2 separate regions of the Mus musculus genome follow, and region 1 is linked to region 2. A link is a loop called in an ENCODE intact Hi-C map of the cell type or tissue named here. Cell type or tissue: left cerebral cortex. All regions are shown on one strand.

The links. Peaks named below come from ENCODE experiments on the same cell type or tissue, not always from the same donor. Only the 100,000 strongest peaks of a DNase experiment are listed, where the experiment ranks them.
Region 1: a loop joins it to region 2, with 2.3 times the contacts of the local background. A loop is called at or near these places in 3 of 42 quality-filtered maps.

The regions. Positions count from the first base shown.
Region 1 is chr3:129,635,804-129,643,803 of GRCm38, forward strand. It overlaps Elovl6 (ELOVL family member 6, elongation of long chain fatty acids (yeast)), which reads left to right. Exons shown (of 5, transcript NM_130450.2): 5 at 1-2,692. Among named protein-coding and RNA genes, the nearest start is that of Gm35986, 110 kb to the left of the region's middle. In left cerebral cortex, no CTCF peak of the experiment used is centred here; DNase peaks (open chromatin) are centred at 4,649, 5,003, 6,019 and 7,680; H3K27ac peaks cover 1,379 bases.
Region 2 is chr3:129,587,535-129,595,534 of GRCm38, forward strand. All of the region lies in intron 2 of Elovl6 (ELOVL family member 6, elongation of long chain fatty acids (yeast)), which reads left to right. Among named protein-coding and RNA genes, the nearest start is that of Gm35986, 59 kb to the left of the region's middle. In left cerebral cortex, no CTCF peak of the experiment used is centred here; DNase peaks (open chromatin) are centred at 376, 1,452, 3,481, 5,856 and 2 more places; H3K4me3 peaks cover 730 bases; H3K27ac peaks cover 1,082 bases.

The DNA.
Region 1 (8,000 bases), 48 kb after region 2:
CCTTGCCTTATGGAAGAAAGTGAGCAAGATAATGAAAACCAAGAAGCCACCTATCAGTTGAATTGAGTCTAATCAAAAGGCCAGCCTGAGGCTCCTCTGGTCGGTTCAGTTTAATTTAGATATTTACCATAGAATACAGGTACAATATGGAAATCTCATAAGCATAAACTTTAAAACGACTAAGCTATGCTTCCAAAGCACTTTAGTCTCAGTGTTCTTCGCTTCATGCTCTCTCCACTTGTAAAATAACTTAGACTTTTCATTCGCAGGATGAGTATATAATAATTAAGTTTCCAAACCAGCTAAACTGTAGCTACAGGCAATTCCAGTGTTCACCATGGGAAGAAAAAGCCACATGTTTTTTTAAAAACACAGAATTCTGATATAGGCTCAGCACACAGTTTTTAACATATCAGCTTAGCTGCTCTAATTGTATCAAGATACGAGGCTGGACCACTGGCCTATGACACATCTAAAACCTGCCAGAATTGACTGCCACGTAGATAATACTGCTGTCAGTGAACATTCCGGGCAAGCAAGTTTTTGTAGCTGCCCCACTATGCTGCAATAGATTATCTTTCTATTGAAGATTTCTCGCTGCATTCCAATCCCAGTGTGGTGAAAACTTAATTCCTGGATTGAATGAACACAAATCCAAGGTTTCATATAAACGCAGTGCGGTCACTAGGTCTGAGCATCAACTCAAATGTGTTGAGTTTGCAATGAAATTCTAGTGAGAATCACTCCATTCACACAGTAGGAGATTTTTATCTGGACCTTCTAGTGTCAACTGTGAGGAGAAACAACAACTATCATTATTATTTATTTATTGTATTTATATCCAATGCCAGGCCAAAGTATTGATTTAGATCAAGCAGTGCCCTTCCCCCCCTCCCAACCCCCCATCTTTCTAATCCTTCTGCACTATAGAAAGTCAAGACTGGAGGGGAAATCCATATTCATTGCTGCAGGGGAAAGCAGGTTTATTAATCCTCCCGCTGTCTTTATGAGACCGATTGACCAATGTAGCTCAGGCAGAAGTTTCATGTGGGTGGGATATCTACAGGAGCCTAGGAAAACACTTCCAGAGAAGATAACCACAGACTGTTGTTTTTGTTCATTTGTTTTATATCTTCATGGTAAGATAAGCCTGTCACGGAGTTACAAGGCACCATGACACTAAGGTAGAATGTTCCAGAAGTCTGGCTACCTTCCCAGGCTGCTCAGTTACCTGGGAGTGTCTAGTTACTATCTTGTTCTGACGAGAGGAGCTTTTGCTCAAGAACTGCCAGATACAGACACCAAGTCAGCCCTGGCACACTCTACAACCTCCGGGCATAGGTAATGGGTCTTTGACTATTGGATTGCCTCAGTGTCAAGTGAGTTCCTAGAAGAAGAGACCGAGTAGGCTCCACCCCCCAGACTCCACCACACTCTGAGTTGCATTGGCAGGATCGGTGTCTAGACACAGTTCTTTGTGAAGTGTCAATGCTAGAGACAGTTGTGAGGAGATCATGATGACAGCCCAGAACTTTCTAGCCTTCAAATGCATCCTTTTCCAGTCTTTGTTTTGATAACAGCTATTTTGCTATCAGTTTGGGACAACAGTAGAGTCTGTGGCCATGTGATCTACAGCTTATGATCACACAGCTCCCATTTCCTGGTGCCTGAGATCCCAGCCATCAGAAAGTGATTTGGGTGAGAATTCACAACATATATGTCACCTCTGCATATTGAAGTGACATCTAATAAAACAAGGACGTCCTATTTTGTCTGAACCCGCTGAATGAAGCTCTGTTATCCTAGTTAGTCATTGGGCCGCCATCCTCTGTACCCGATAGTGACACAAAACAGATGTCGGTGCCTGTACAAGAATTCTCAGTGCCTGTTGTGACAGACTGTGCTTAGAAGAAACATTCGTGAGCCATAAAGCAGGAACCACAGATGAAAGGGCCAGTTAAAAGTCCACCTGCTCCAAGTATCATAGAAAACCCAAAAGCCTGTTGTATAATCTGGTATTGTCCCCATCCCCAGATGCTTTGAAAACTAGGATTCTCAGAGCATGGATACCCACGCTTCCATCTTCCCACAAACATTTCCTAGAGTTGTACTGGTGGGTGCAGCGCCTAGGTGGTTGGTTGGGGGAAGTCTTGGAAGCTGTACTTTGATTGCAGGTCAAGCAAAGCCAAATCCAGATATTTCTGTGTCACTCACCAGTTGTCCATGTCCACCCACAAAACAATTGTATTATAGTCAAGTTGTCCTAGCTGATTGGTCCTCAAATAAGGATGCAACTATGTTTGCAACCCAGTTAGGACACATTTGAAAGAACCTGACTCACTAGCATCTAAACAATATCATTTCCCCAATGCTTGGTGGCACTTCAGACTTTTGTTCTCCTGGTTGATCAAGGTGTTGCCTGGTGGTGCCGCCTCCTAGTGTGAATATTTCAGTTAAGTGTGGGTCTGAGCATGACCGGGCTGGGCTTAGCTCACTGCTACTTGGAAAATGACTGGCATTCTGCTTCCTAGGCCCTAAACCCATATTCAGAGGGAAAATTCACTATCAAGCCTCACAGCGAAATCACAGCAGTGTTGGAATTCTTATTTTCAAGTGCTTATCTCACAACATTGAAAAATATTTTTGGTGTATTAAGATTTAAAATAAAGTCATCATAACTTTTGATTTAAAACTGTTTCTAGTTCTTTGTTGTTTTCTGGTCTGGAGCGGTCCAAAGAGGACACTGTAGGCCATCCAGAATTCTCTGGAAAGTCATTCCTATATCCATGTGCTGATAGAATACACGAGTGGCTAAGATTGCTCTTGCTTTCTCTGGCGACCCACCAATGACATACAAGGACTATGAACATGTGGGTGTCAATTCCACAAGGTACCTAGCTCCTCCAGAACGCCTTTCATGGTTACAGCATCTTACAGATGACACTGTTCACATTGCCTTTTGGCTCTTCATGAAGTCTTTCTGAGATAAATGAAATAGACTCCAGTTAAAACCGCTGTGGTGGAGGCAAATATAGAGATAACATCCCCTTAGACATTGCAATTTTGCTATACCCATTCATTTGACAAGAAGTCCGATGTAGGGGGCTGGAGAGATGGCAGTGGTTAAGAGCACTGACTGCTCTTCCAGAGTTCCTGAGTTCAATTCATGGTGGCTCACAACCATCTGTAATGGGGTCAGATGCCCTCTTCTAGTGTGCCTGAAGACAGTTACAGCATACTCATATACATAAAATAAATAAATCTTTTAAAAAAAAGTTGAATATAAATTGAAAAATCCAGTACTGAGCCCTGAACTTAATCATGTCGAAAGGCAAAGTATTTCAGGGCAAGATACGCTGGAGAAAACATTTAGACTGTCTAGACCAGGCACCCTCTGACCTGAAGAGTCTAACCTTTCCAAGTCTGGGTGCTCAACCCACTGTTGGGCAGGTATTTGCTGGTCAGTGGTTTATGTCATTCTCTGTGGTTTTGGGGGACCTTGCTGGGAAGCATTGATGTTTTAAAACCCAAGAACCTGATGTTTGTGGGGTTTTCCTCCGCTAGAGGATGCCATTCACCTTATCCCAGAATATATCATTAAGATAGAAAATGTACTTTCTTAATTCAGGGTTGGTGGGGTATAAATGTGTATCATAAAGGGGTTTTATCAGTATCAACCAGAAGGGCGTAAGAAGAGAACCAAATACGAACTTATAGCTTCTGTTCTGATGTGTCTGAAGAAACAGGTTTCAGAAGTGAATATACCAAACAAAAAATGTATATACAAAGTTACCCTTACTCTACCACTTCCTAGCTCTAGATAGTGCCGTGACTTTGACACTAAGAAATCTCATATCAGGCTTCCTACAAAAAGAATGTGTTACTGTAGTGTGGCACTAGAGTGGGCTTGGGTTTTTATTTCAGAACTTTACTTTGGTATCTTAAGCCGGTGGTCACAGTGGATATTCTGCATCAATGATCAGATCGGTTAAAATAACCAAAACAGCTGTGCCTGGTATCTCCCAGGCTTCCCATATCTATACAAAGGCTTTGGACGATTTCTGTGTCTGACACCAAATTGACAGGCACAGCTAAACACAGGCACGTGTGAATGAGTGCATGTTTGCATTCTACAAAACACAGAATTTCTTTCCTTCTGGGTCTGTGTTTCCTGTTTGGACTGACTTGACTGTAAGCCTCAGCTGCTTCTTCCTACAGCAGAGGATCATCCAGTCACAGACTACAACCTGTACAGCTACCAGAATAAACCGTCCTCCTTTCTAAGTTGATCATCTCAGGTATCAATCATAACAAAACACTGGTTGCTCTAGCCTTTTTACATCTTTAAATTGCCTTTGGTTGGAGGTGGGCACCTCTGGGATTTTATTTATTTATTATTATGTATTTATGGAGTCTGGGTTGTTATGGAAGAGATCGTGTGACACACTACGGAGTCGCAGGGTTAAATCCATGTGGCAGCCTTCTCCTGACTCAGGCCTGCTTCTCACACTAGGATTCTGTCTTCTCTGCTATCTTCAGCCTCCCTGGGTGGGAACCCTGGGTAGAGCTCTGAGGTTCACACACAGCTTCCATTCTTACTGACTACACTAATTCCTTTCATACTACAGGGGAAATTACCCCCCCCCCCTTGCACGGGGTGTTGCTTGGCCATGTTTTATTCATGAAAACTCCAGTGGGTGTTGGAGGCAGCCAGTACCTCTGTGAGGAGAAAGAAAATGTTGCCCGAATCCTCTGTGGCTCATAGTTACACATGAGTTGCTCTAAAATATCAGAGCATTTTTGTAAAATGAGCACTTGGTCTCCAAGAGAGAAACAATTATGGTTTCCACTGAGTTTTCAAATAATAAAATCAATAGAACATAAACAAACTGACTTTTCATACGGACTTAAGGAGCCCTACCAACTCTGCTCATGGTATGTAATCTGACTGGGAGCCACTAGCCTCTAAGGGCTTTGTTTTGTTTCTGGATTGCGGTCCCACACAGATTCCCCTGACATCTGCCGGATCTCTTGCATCTAACTCTAGAACTCACCAGAAGGGAAGAAAGCGAGCTGTCTTGAAGTGGATCAGGTGTCCTCCTCCAGTCTTTATTAAACTCGTTAGTGCATTTTTCTCCTGGCCCTGGAAATCTCTCCACAGAGCCAGGCTCCCAGCCAGCAGTTTCTTCTCTCCATCAGTCACCTCTGCCTTGACTCTGCAGTGAGATAGGACATGGCTTCCCGTAGTTAGATGGTCTGTGAGGAAGCTCCTCCTTCCACCAAGGAGCCAAACAGGTCAGGGAGACAGCAGATGGAGTTGGGGTCTCTGTCCCACTCCTGAGCTAGTCAAAGGTTTTCCTGGGTAGAGGTCACGGACCGAGTTTCCGTTCCTCTGTGAATTAATGTCCTCAGCCCCACAGTGAGTGGGCTGCTGAGAAGGCTTGCTACCCCTACCCAAGATGTACCTGAGACCCATAGACAGCGACTCCTTTCCTGTTCTCCCTCTCAGGTAACCTTTATCATAGGTACAGACATTTCTGAGACTGACTGAAGTCACCCAGACTATCCGCTGAATGAAAGAAACACACACACATACAGCACATGCACACACATGCATTCACATGCACTTCATACAGTGAGGACATACTTAGTCTCATACACGTCCAACCTTTGCAGTGGGGATTGGCTTTTTTTTAATTAAAAGAGCAAGCACAATAGCTTAGACTGTATTTATTCCTGCCTCACAGCCGTCACATGGGCTCCATTCCCTGTGTGGAACATGCAGACTAGGCACCCCTCATCCCTGTCCTTCCACCTCATGGACCTTGTCACTGCAGGAAACAGGATTGGTTGTCTGTCCCAGCATGTCCATTTTACTCCAGATTTCTAGAGACTGGTAGAGAATTAAAAATTTGCTAGAAGAGTAAAGGGACATTAACATATGGTTATTAATATAATACATGCCACAGTAGCTCTCTGGCTTCTTCACACCCACGCATAGAGAGGAGAAGCGTTGGTGGCTTCCGTTGTAAGCATCCATCTGTTCTTTGTGTCTGTGCGGTGCGGGTGGAAGCTAAGGGCCGTGGCCACTTCCTCACCAGTTGGCCACCCTATGTTTTGAGACGAGATGTTTCACAGATGCCTTGAGCTTGCTGTGATCAGAGAGCCCCAGGGGTCCATCCCACCCAGCTTATTTTATGTGGATGCTGGGGGTCAAAGTGTATTTTATGTGGATGCTGGGGATGAGTGTCCCCAAGCCGCGTGGAGAGTGCTTCCTTAACTTAGTCATCTCCCCATCCCCGCAATGTTCACTTCTAGGCAGCAGGCCTGTGCCCTCGACCTCTGGATAGGAGCATTTTCTTATCCCACTGGGAATGTCACCATTTCCTGTGGTGCAGTGTCTGGGATTAACAAGTGTCCTCTTTCAGGCTTGAGGGTACAGGTCTGGAGATGGGGATAGGTGTTTGACCATTCTGGGCCTCGGTTTTTCATTTGTGCAAAAGATGGTTCTGACCGGATAGAGGACTGACATAGATACTACTCATGGAACCTTTAGCATAGTTCTGACATAGACAGTAAGTATGGAGCCTTTAGCATAGTTGTTGATACCTGGAACTTCTGGATGAATGAATGCTAGTCAGTATCATTGCATCTTCTGCTGTTTCTTTCTCTTCTCCAGATGTTACAACTTACTCCAAGCAATCATACTGGAAACATCCATCAGTAAAGTTTCCTACCCATTCTTTGTTCAAAATATGAACTATAATCAAAACTTAGAGAATCAGATGTAGGTGTCAATACACAAAAATACATGTCAATAATTATACCATATTTCAACTCAAGTGATTTAATGTTTGGTTTGACATTCTTGTTTCCATTTGGTTTTGTAGATTCATTCACATAAAATAAGCCAAGACCTTTGGGGGGCAGGGGGAAGGGCTTCCCCTGAATGTCCACTGCTGACTGATGTCTTTCTAACCTGCCCTGGGATGGTGGTCATTTTATTTGTTTGTTTTGTTTTGTTTTCACTATAGGCGCACCTCTAACATAACTATCGTGAGGGCAAAAAAAAAAAAAAAAAAAAAGAATTTTTTAAGCAGTAGAGGGTAACTTCTGTATTTTGTAGCTTAAATGTAGCTTAAACTTCTTTATAACACAATTTACAATTGCCAGGCTATTGTATAAGTTTAAATAACCTGAATGTAAAGTGGGATGGCTTTCCATCCCACTTTAGCGTGGTTTTGATGGGCAAGCTTGTCGGGCCTCTTACCAATGCCTGGAAGTCAAGATGCAGGATTGCTGAGAGTTGAAGGTCAGACTCCACGATACCTAAACAGACCAAACCTAGGAGGAACAAAAGAAAGTAGAGCGAGAGAGAGAGAGAGAGAGAGAGAGAGAGAGAGAGAGAGAGAGAGAGAGAGAGAACATAGCCAAGTCCCTGAAGATTATTTTCAAAACATCCCAGCTGGATTTCTCCTGTAAAATGCTAAGCTAACTAAACATGAACCTGTCGTCCAGCTCCGTGACCACATATTACTCACTGAGAAGTATGACCCGACACAAGCTAGTCACTAAGCTTCCGTTTTTAAAGTATCTGTAAGGAAGCCACGGGAAGAAAGTGTCCCTGCTGTCAGCCAAGAAGTCGCCTTTACTAATTTGTCAGCACAGAGTCAGCAAGCTGTTATGGAGCTTAAACAAGGCGGTTTGTGTTAACTGTGGGGATTATATAAAGCTCGTCTCTGTTAGACATACATTGCCTCTAAGATCTCCACGCACTTTCCACTTCTGCATTGTTTTACCGTTAGATTACATGACTGCATTTCAATGATAATAGCTGCCCCTGGGCAATGGGTCAATGGAGTTGAGCCTTCATTAGCGTCCAGCCTGCAGACCACAGTCTAATATTCATGAGTCCTGAATTTTTTCTTCTACTCTTTCATTACCTTTATGAATGCATTGATGTCTCCATATTCAATGCATTTGACCCAACTGGAGTCCTT
Region 2 (8,000 bases):
TTACTAAATGGGTATTTAATAAATATTTTATAATAAATAAAGTAAATCCGTTACATCCATTCTTCATATTGTTGTGTTCACACACACTGCAGTAAGTTAGATTTGCTGCTGATAATTCTGGAAAATATGCATCATGTTTATAAAACAGGCAGCTCTCAGAGAAAAGCTTGCTTATCTGTCCCTAAAGTGACGTGGGGATTTGGAAATCCCATAGCCGGTTTTGATCAACATAAACAATTTGAATAATTCAGGTTAAAAATAATCCACATGCGAACTCCTTTGCCAAGCATGTTGTCTCATAATGCTCACAGAAATCAGAATCAGCGCAAAGCCCAGAGCAGCCCACGGGAACAGGAGCGGTGTTGTGGCAGACATTTCCTAAGTGTTTCATTGTGTTTGCTTCACTGTCCAAGGTGCAGATGCTAATGAGTTAGGAAGCTTCCATTACTGAACAAATACCAATAAAACAAAACTGCAAATGGAGTTTCTGCCCAGAAGTGGGAGTTCAGCTGCTAACAATCTTGATTCTGGTGTGAACCGAAGTGCACGCTCACCTATGTTTGCATACACACAGCTCATGTACAAATACAGGCACGGAGCTGCCTTTGATACCTCAAAGTGATTGCACGTGATGTTCTCATATGCCGATCTAAGATGCCTGGGGCCTTTTAGACAGGTTGAGCCTCGGTGAGTACGTGGAGGGATTACTGTCCTCAGCTCACACGATACAGTTCCACTTCAAGTCAACTGCCAGAATGGATGATGGCCAAGCTGTTGGTTGATTTGACTTATTACTTATCACTTATTACTGTGTTACTTTCATTTTCCTAAGGGTTTTCATGGGACCTTTGTCCTTTCCTTTTTTCCTTGGTGGTGGTGGTGGGGGGTGGTGGTGGCAGAGGTTGCATCCTGGGCTTTTCTTAAGTTGATTCTAATATGCTCTGACTTGACTAACTTAAGAACTAATAAAGGCCAAGATACCCAGGAAATGTGTGCAAGAGTTTTGAGTTCTGTTTTCTTGCTCTTTCCCGTGGGTTAGGTCAAGTCAGTGTTTTTATAGGAGGCTGTATAGATGTTATTGTGTAGTGGGGTGTGTGTGTGTGTGTGTGTGTGTGTGTGTGTGTGTGCACGAGCTTGAGTGTATGTGGTGATTACTACAGAATTCTTGTGACAGGGTTTTATTTACGTTGTTCTGGGTATCATGAAGAATCAAGAAGCCAGGCCTTGATTAGAAGGTGGGGATTTCCTTCACAAGGTGTGTTTCAGTCACAAGTCCATGTAACCTAATGCAGACCTTGAAACCTCACTGATGGTGTCATGCAATCTCCCTTGTCTCTCACTCTCTCTTTCTCGAGTGTTGACTCACAATTCAAGATGACAACTGGCAGGAGCAGGTCTGAGTCAGACCAAGGCAGAGAAGCAGAGGACCAAGACTCACACACACCCACAAAAGGGTGTGTCGTCAATGTGAACATGTTTTCAAATGCTTTCTCAAAGGCATGCCAGCCAGCCACTTGTGCCTACGTTGTCATTGCTGCAGCTCTGTCATTTGGCTGTCTCCATTGTCATGAGGAGGAAAAAGCAAGGCTGAACTGTGCTGGTGGGGGGGAAGTTGAGTCAAGGTGAGCCTTCATCGAGCCTGCCCGGGAGCCATCGTATGGGGCAGTCTCTTGGAAGACTCAAGGACTTCTGAATACTCTTATTTAGCTGTCAAGAAGGAAGAGAGTTCCACCATGCCCGGTTTCAAAACATTTGTCTCTAAAGCTCCGTGGGAAGACAACTTTATAGATTAGTTCAATGTTTGGAAATATTCTAATGTGCTAATCCTACCTTGATAGACATTTGTTTCAGTGGTTTTAAATCAGTTTACAGAGCCCCTGTACAATCATCCCTCACCCTGCTCAGTGCCAGGTACCCACCAGTCAGCTTTCTGTCAGTTAGCAGTTGTGTGTCCCTAAGGAAATACAGAACACAGTACTAATATTTGATATTCACAAGTATTTACTTTCTTTTCTGGGAGAAAAACACCCTCAACCTTTTGCAAAGTACAATTCAGTTTCAAAAGAAACATCTATAATCCTTTCCTCGAAGTAGATCTGTCAAATAATGGAAGATGATACTCTATTTTTTATGAAAAAAAAAAAATTGGTGTTACGTTGGAGGCCCCAAGTGGGTTATCTTGCTCAGCAATCTCATATTTACCCGGCCCCATCTATCTAGCCTTTCTTGGATTTTTAAAATCATATCGCCATGTTGCTGAGGACTTTGTGTCTTGCTTAGGAATCTAGGTGGCAGTTTTCTTAGTCCAGAAACTAGCACCATTGACACACAGGGTGGAGACGTCCGACCCAGGATTAAACACCAGAACAAGTAAGGAAGTGTCAGCTTTGACCGGGTGCCCATTGCTCATTGGAAAATACGAAGTGTGTTTGCAGAAAGCACGTGTTGAACCTTATATACTTACACCTCTGTGCGGCATGAGATCCACTTCGCTGCCAGCTTCCCACCTGGAGTGTGCTGACCTGGAACTGTAACCAACTACACACACGGAGCTTGGCTTATCTAGCCTCCGCCTCAGCCACTGCTAGGCTTCTCCTATAAGAGTGCAGGCTTTTGCTTCCGTTTCATCCCTAAGTGATACCACAAGTCCAAGCCTCGATTCCTCGATGTAGAACCATCTGTTGACTTTCAACGGCTTAGTTTTAGATGGAAGTTTGTATGGTCCACTGAAGCTGTCTTATTTAGGGTTTCTGTTGCTGTGTAGAGACACCATGACTGGCAACTCTTATAAAGGGAAGCCTTTAATTGAGCTATAGTTCAGGGGTTTAGTGCGTTACCTTTCATGGCAGAAAGCATGGTGACGTGCAGGCAGGCATGGCGCTGAAGTAGTAGCTGAGAGTTCTACATCTGCAACATCCCCCTCCCCCAAGACTTCATTTTAATTCCTAGTCTTTTATTTTCATTGTTATTAATTTTATATAGGTAATAGTAACGTTTAACTTTATTATAAACTAAAATTGGCTTTGACTTGTGGTACAGTTGCATTATCTTAAAGCTAGACAATCTGTGTTATTAACATCCACGGAGGTATTTTTGTGGGTAGGCAGTAGGTTATTTTTAGAAATACTTAAGGCAGAGGTGCTTAGAATGTGTGAACACGAGCTGGCGGGATAGCTCAGTCATTGAGTGTTTGCCATGCAAGCAGGCATGGGATGCTGAGTTAAATCCCCATTGTCCATGTAGAAAGCCAGAAGTGACTGGTGTGTACTCTGGGGAAATAGAGACACCCTGCAGCTCACTAGCCAGCTGCCATTAGGCGAGCCTCAGGTCCCAGTGACAGACCCTGTTTTCGTCACAAAACCACTTAGCCTTATTTTTTTAGATTGAAAGTCGTGTGTCATTTGTTCGCACTATAGAGGGCTTCTTCTGGTAGTTTCATTTCTGCAGTGTCACAGAAGCTTCGCTCTGAGCATGCGCTTTATGTCTGAGCATGCGCTGTACGCCGTAAAGCCACCTGTGAGCTGTACTCCCTGCTGACTCTCAAAAGAAAACTCAAAATTTCCTCGTCCTTGTCTAGAATCCGCACATGCCGAGCAAAACCAGCTTGCTCGTGCAGCAGAATCAATGTGCCTGTAGTCAAGCTCTTGTCTAATTAAGAAATGATCTTGGCAGCTTTCTTAAAGAGCCGGGGTGGGAGTGTATGTGGAAGCCGAATGTTGATGCGGATGGACTCCTCGGTTGCTCTTGAACGTATAAATTGTTCTTTCCACTCAGGTTTCTCTTGCAAAGCCAAACCTGAACTTATGAGGCCACAGACAGCTGGGGGAAGTGGCTCGGTGGACAAAGCAGTTGCCATGCAACCATGGAGCCCAGAGTTCACATCCCAGAATCCCAAGTCGAAAAGTCGAGTGGGCGTGGTAGCATGAGGTCTCTCATGCCTGTGCTCAGGGGTCACTGGGGTCAAGCTGGCTAGCTTGGCCAGCTAAACCACTGAACTCCAGGTCCAGTGAGAGTCTGCCTCAGTAAATCAAGAGCGACTGAGAAGGAAAAGATCAGGTGGTCAGGCTTAGTGGCTAAGTGCCTTGTTGAACTGTCTTGCTAGCCCAACTGGCCGTTCAGGGTAAAAAGGTCTCTAGTCACCACATATACAGATCACTCTGCTCTGTGATAGGATGGGCTCCTGGAGGACTCGCAGCTGTAGCCAATGTTCCGATTCTCTGCCCTTCCCAAATCCAGCGAGCACAAAGCAGATACTTGTAGACCAGAGACCAGCCAGACCCTTTCATAACTCCAGAGTTCCTTGGGTTGTGTGACCTGGGTTACCTTGGAAGCTTCACTGCCCTTTCAACTTCTGTCCACATAAGGATCTATGCGAGTACACGGGCAAAGGGCAGATATTAAAAACCTACGAACATGAGTTTCGAAATGGCCAAAAGGTGACGTGCTTCTTGCAGTCAAGAAGCTGGTATTTGCCAGAGGTCATTTGGGTTCACCCACTGCAGTTACATAGAATCAAGGGCTGAGTTCTGGCCAATAGCTAGTTTGGGCCATCTGCCTACTGTCCGCCAGCTTGATAGCAAAGAGGCGGAGACCAGTGTTACACACCTTGTTAGCCTTGGAGAAGCCCTCCACCTGTCAGTGCAAGGCAGAGGAACCACCTTTGTAACATTGAAAGGTGGTAACCCAATACTCTACTCTGAATGGCCGAATCCACCGCAGCCAGCACTGGCTGCCTTCTGACTGGTCGTGAAAAGAACGAGCAGCTTGCTGTCTAGTTTCAGGACTGCAGATAATGTGTGTGGATAATTACCAGTACATCATGGGCCTTTTAACTTTTTGTTTGTTTGTTTTGTTTTTTTCGAGACAGAGTTTCTCTGTGTAGCCCTGGCTGTCCTGGAACTCACTCTGTAGACCAGGCTGACCTCAAACTCAAAATCTGCCTGCCTCTGCCTCCTCCCAAGTGCTGGGATTAAAGGCATGCACCACCACTGCCCAGTTTTTTAAGGCTTTTTTTCTTCTTTTTTTGCCTTTTAACTTTTGATTGAATCAACTGAATGGATACCTGCGACTCCCCCTCCTTACTGCCCCCCAGTAAGTAATTAAATATGTACAGGAGCCCCCCCCTTCCATGATAAATAGATAGGAAGGAGAAAGCTAAATTTTTTTTTCAGAAACACCTCCTGTAGAAGGCTAATAAGAAGCGTCCTTTGTTAGCATCTCTTTCTCAGTATAAAGGCTTGAAGTGGGTCCCTTTCACCTGAGCTCAGAACCTTGTGACTTTTTGTGCTGATTTTTTTTTTTCAGTTGTATGTGTGGGGGAGAGCGTGTTATCTGTCTGTGTGTGAGTTTGGGTGTGGAGGCCAGAGGACAACTTTTAAGCCTTCCACTGTGGGCTCTACAGCTCCAGGTCAGGCCATCCATTCATCCAGTTCGTGCTTTTATTTTACCTTGAGCCAGCCCCTCCCCGCTCCCCAACACACACACACACACACACACACACACACACACACACAAATTTCTTTGAATAAAATATTCCAATTACTGCGGTACAGTATCACACCGTTCCATTTTCAGGCTGATCAAAGTAATCGGCTTTGTTTTTGGCAAACCCTTGCCTACCGAAACACGTTCTGCCCTGCTGACTTGGGTGCCCTTTTGACTTTGCTGGCAGCGGAGGAGGACCCATTAGAGGACAGGCTGTGCATTCCTTCACAGCACCGATGTCAGTTATTGCTGTCCACGATGTCTCTGCTGACTTTAATAGTCACACTGAGAAAATATGGTAGGTGGTGTTAGGCCCCAAAGGAGTGGGCACATAGACAGTGTTTTCCGGCCTTGCTCATCAGTGCCCAGTAGAACTGCTGAAGCTGCCTGGGAAGCCACAGCAAGCGTTCCACAAATGTTAAAAAACAAAACAAAAAGCTAGTGGGGTTACAGGAACTTGCTGGACACTTTTAGCAACCGGGGAAAGGAAAAGCCATCATTTTTTTTAAAGCTATCTAGATTTAGAATCTAGTAAGTTTGAAGCACAGACTCAGAGTCAGCTTTAGCATAAATTATCCCACCCACTAATATATTTTCTTTTCTCTTAAAATATGTCCCCAGTGCAAGATTCTACTTTAGAAAGAGGATCTTGCTGTGTAGCCAGCCGTGGTTGGCCTGGAACTCACTTTGTAGACCAGGTTGGCTCCAAACTCCTAGATCTACCTGCTCTGTGTCCCGAGCTCTAGGATCAATGGGATGGTCTACACAGCAACATGATAGCTGTTAAATATCCAATATGTTATGTATTTATTTGTATAACAGAGAGCTACTTATGGGAAGTTCTGTGATATAAGACTCAGGGCATTCGAAATTAAGGAAGACATCTACAACTCATTGGAATGTTGACGAGGTGACAAGCATGATGACTTAGTACACAAAAGAGATTAAGTGCTCTAGTTGGTGTGTTAAAGAGAAATAATAGCACAGTGGTAATGAATAAAACAAGCAGAGAATCTGAAGGATGGCAAGTTAGAGTTTATGTGGAAGTAAATAGAATGATTGGTTAATAGCAAAAGATTGTGTTACATATAGAAATACCAATTTCTTATCCTTGTATAACTTCCTATTGAATTTTTTTTTTTTAGATAGAGGATTTTAGAAAAGCTAGAGATTACACAACAAATCAGTTTACGTAAGAAGACACAGACACAAACATCTGTGCAGTGTGTCCATTAAGTTATGTGTTGTGTTTTTTGTAGGTGCACAGGTGTTTGGTGTATATAAATGTTCCTGTGGTCATGTGCATATGGGTATTTGAGTTTGGTGGCACATATTCTACCGTGTGTGTGTGTGTGTGTGTGTGTGTGTGTGTGTGTGTGTGTTTAGAAGCCCAGAGGTCAATCAGTGTTCTCCACTCTACATTTTGTTGGTTTTCAAGACAGGGTTTCTCTGTATAGCCCTGGCTGTCCTGGAACTCACTCTGTAGACCAGGCTGGCCTCAAACTCAGAAATCCCCCTGCCTCTGCCTCCCAAGTATGTCACCATGATCCAGCCTCTCTGCTTTTTAAGACAGGTGCTCACTGAACCTTGAGCTCATTGAGGGGAGCGATCCACCCATCCTCCTCCTACCCCACCTGCCAGGCCCTGACCTCATAGCCCAACATGGTGCCTGTTACATGGGAAGTAAGGGTCCAGAAACTCAGTCCCTTTATTTGCCCAGCAGGCACTTAACCTCCTGAGGTAACTCCCCTGCCACTCTAGCAGCTTACATTACATCTCGCCCTTAAGTAGTCAAGACCTCTTCCTGTCGGTTGATCGTGGAAAACCTCTGTTGTCAGTTGTTGACTTAATGCATGCAGAGGCCTTGCCCTCAACTGGGACACTGCTTTCCCGGTTTTCTTGTATAGTTTTCCACCCTGTGAAAATGTAATTGTTTTATGGATGAACATGGCTCAAGGAAAGATATACTTTCTTAAAAGAGAAAAAAAATGGTTTCCAGAGGTGCTTTTCAGTCAGTCGTAAAGCCAAACATTAGGGGCTGGTGAGATGGCTCAGTGCGTTAAGGAGCTTGCTGACCTCCATGTACCCTGAGATTGACCCTGTTAAGGAGCTTGCTGAGTTCCGTGTACCCGGAGATTGACCCCTGGAAGCCAGGTGAAGGTGGGAGGAAAGAGCTGACTTTGCAAAATTGTCCACTGCTATAGTGATGTGTGGGCACATGTGGGACCGGTTGGTGTCTGACGCATCCTGCAGTGTGTGTTCCGAGAGGGGAAGCCCCTGGGGATGCGAGGCACATCAGCCTTCCAGTTCTCCAGGGGAAAGAGACTGAGTTTCCTTGTGCTTAGCCATTTTTCCTTCTGAGCCCCCCCCCCCCCCCAAAACAGCACCGTCTGTCCTAACTGGAGTTCTGAGAAGCTTTTCTTTGAAGCCACACTGAAGAATCCATCCCAGCTACACACCACTCATATCCCAAACATCACCTGACTTGCAAATGAAGAAGAGATTACCGCTACATC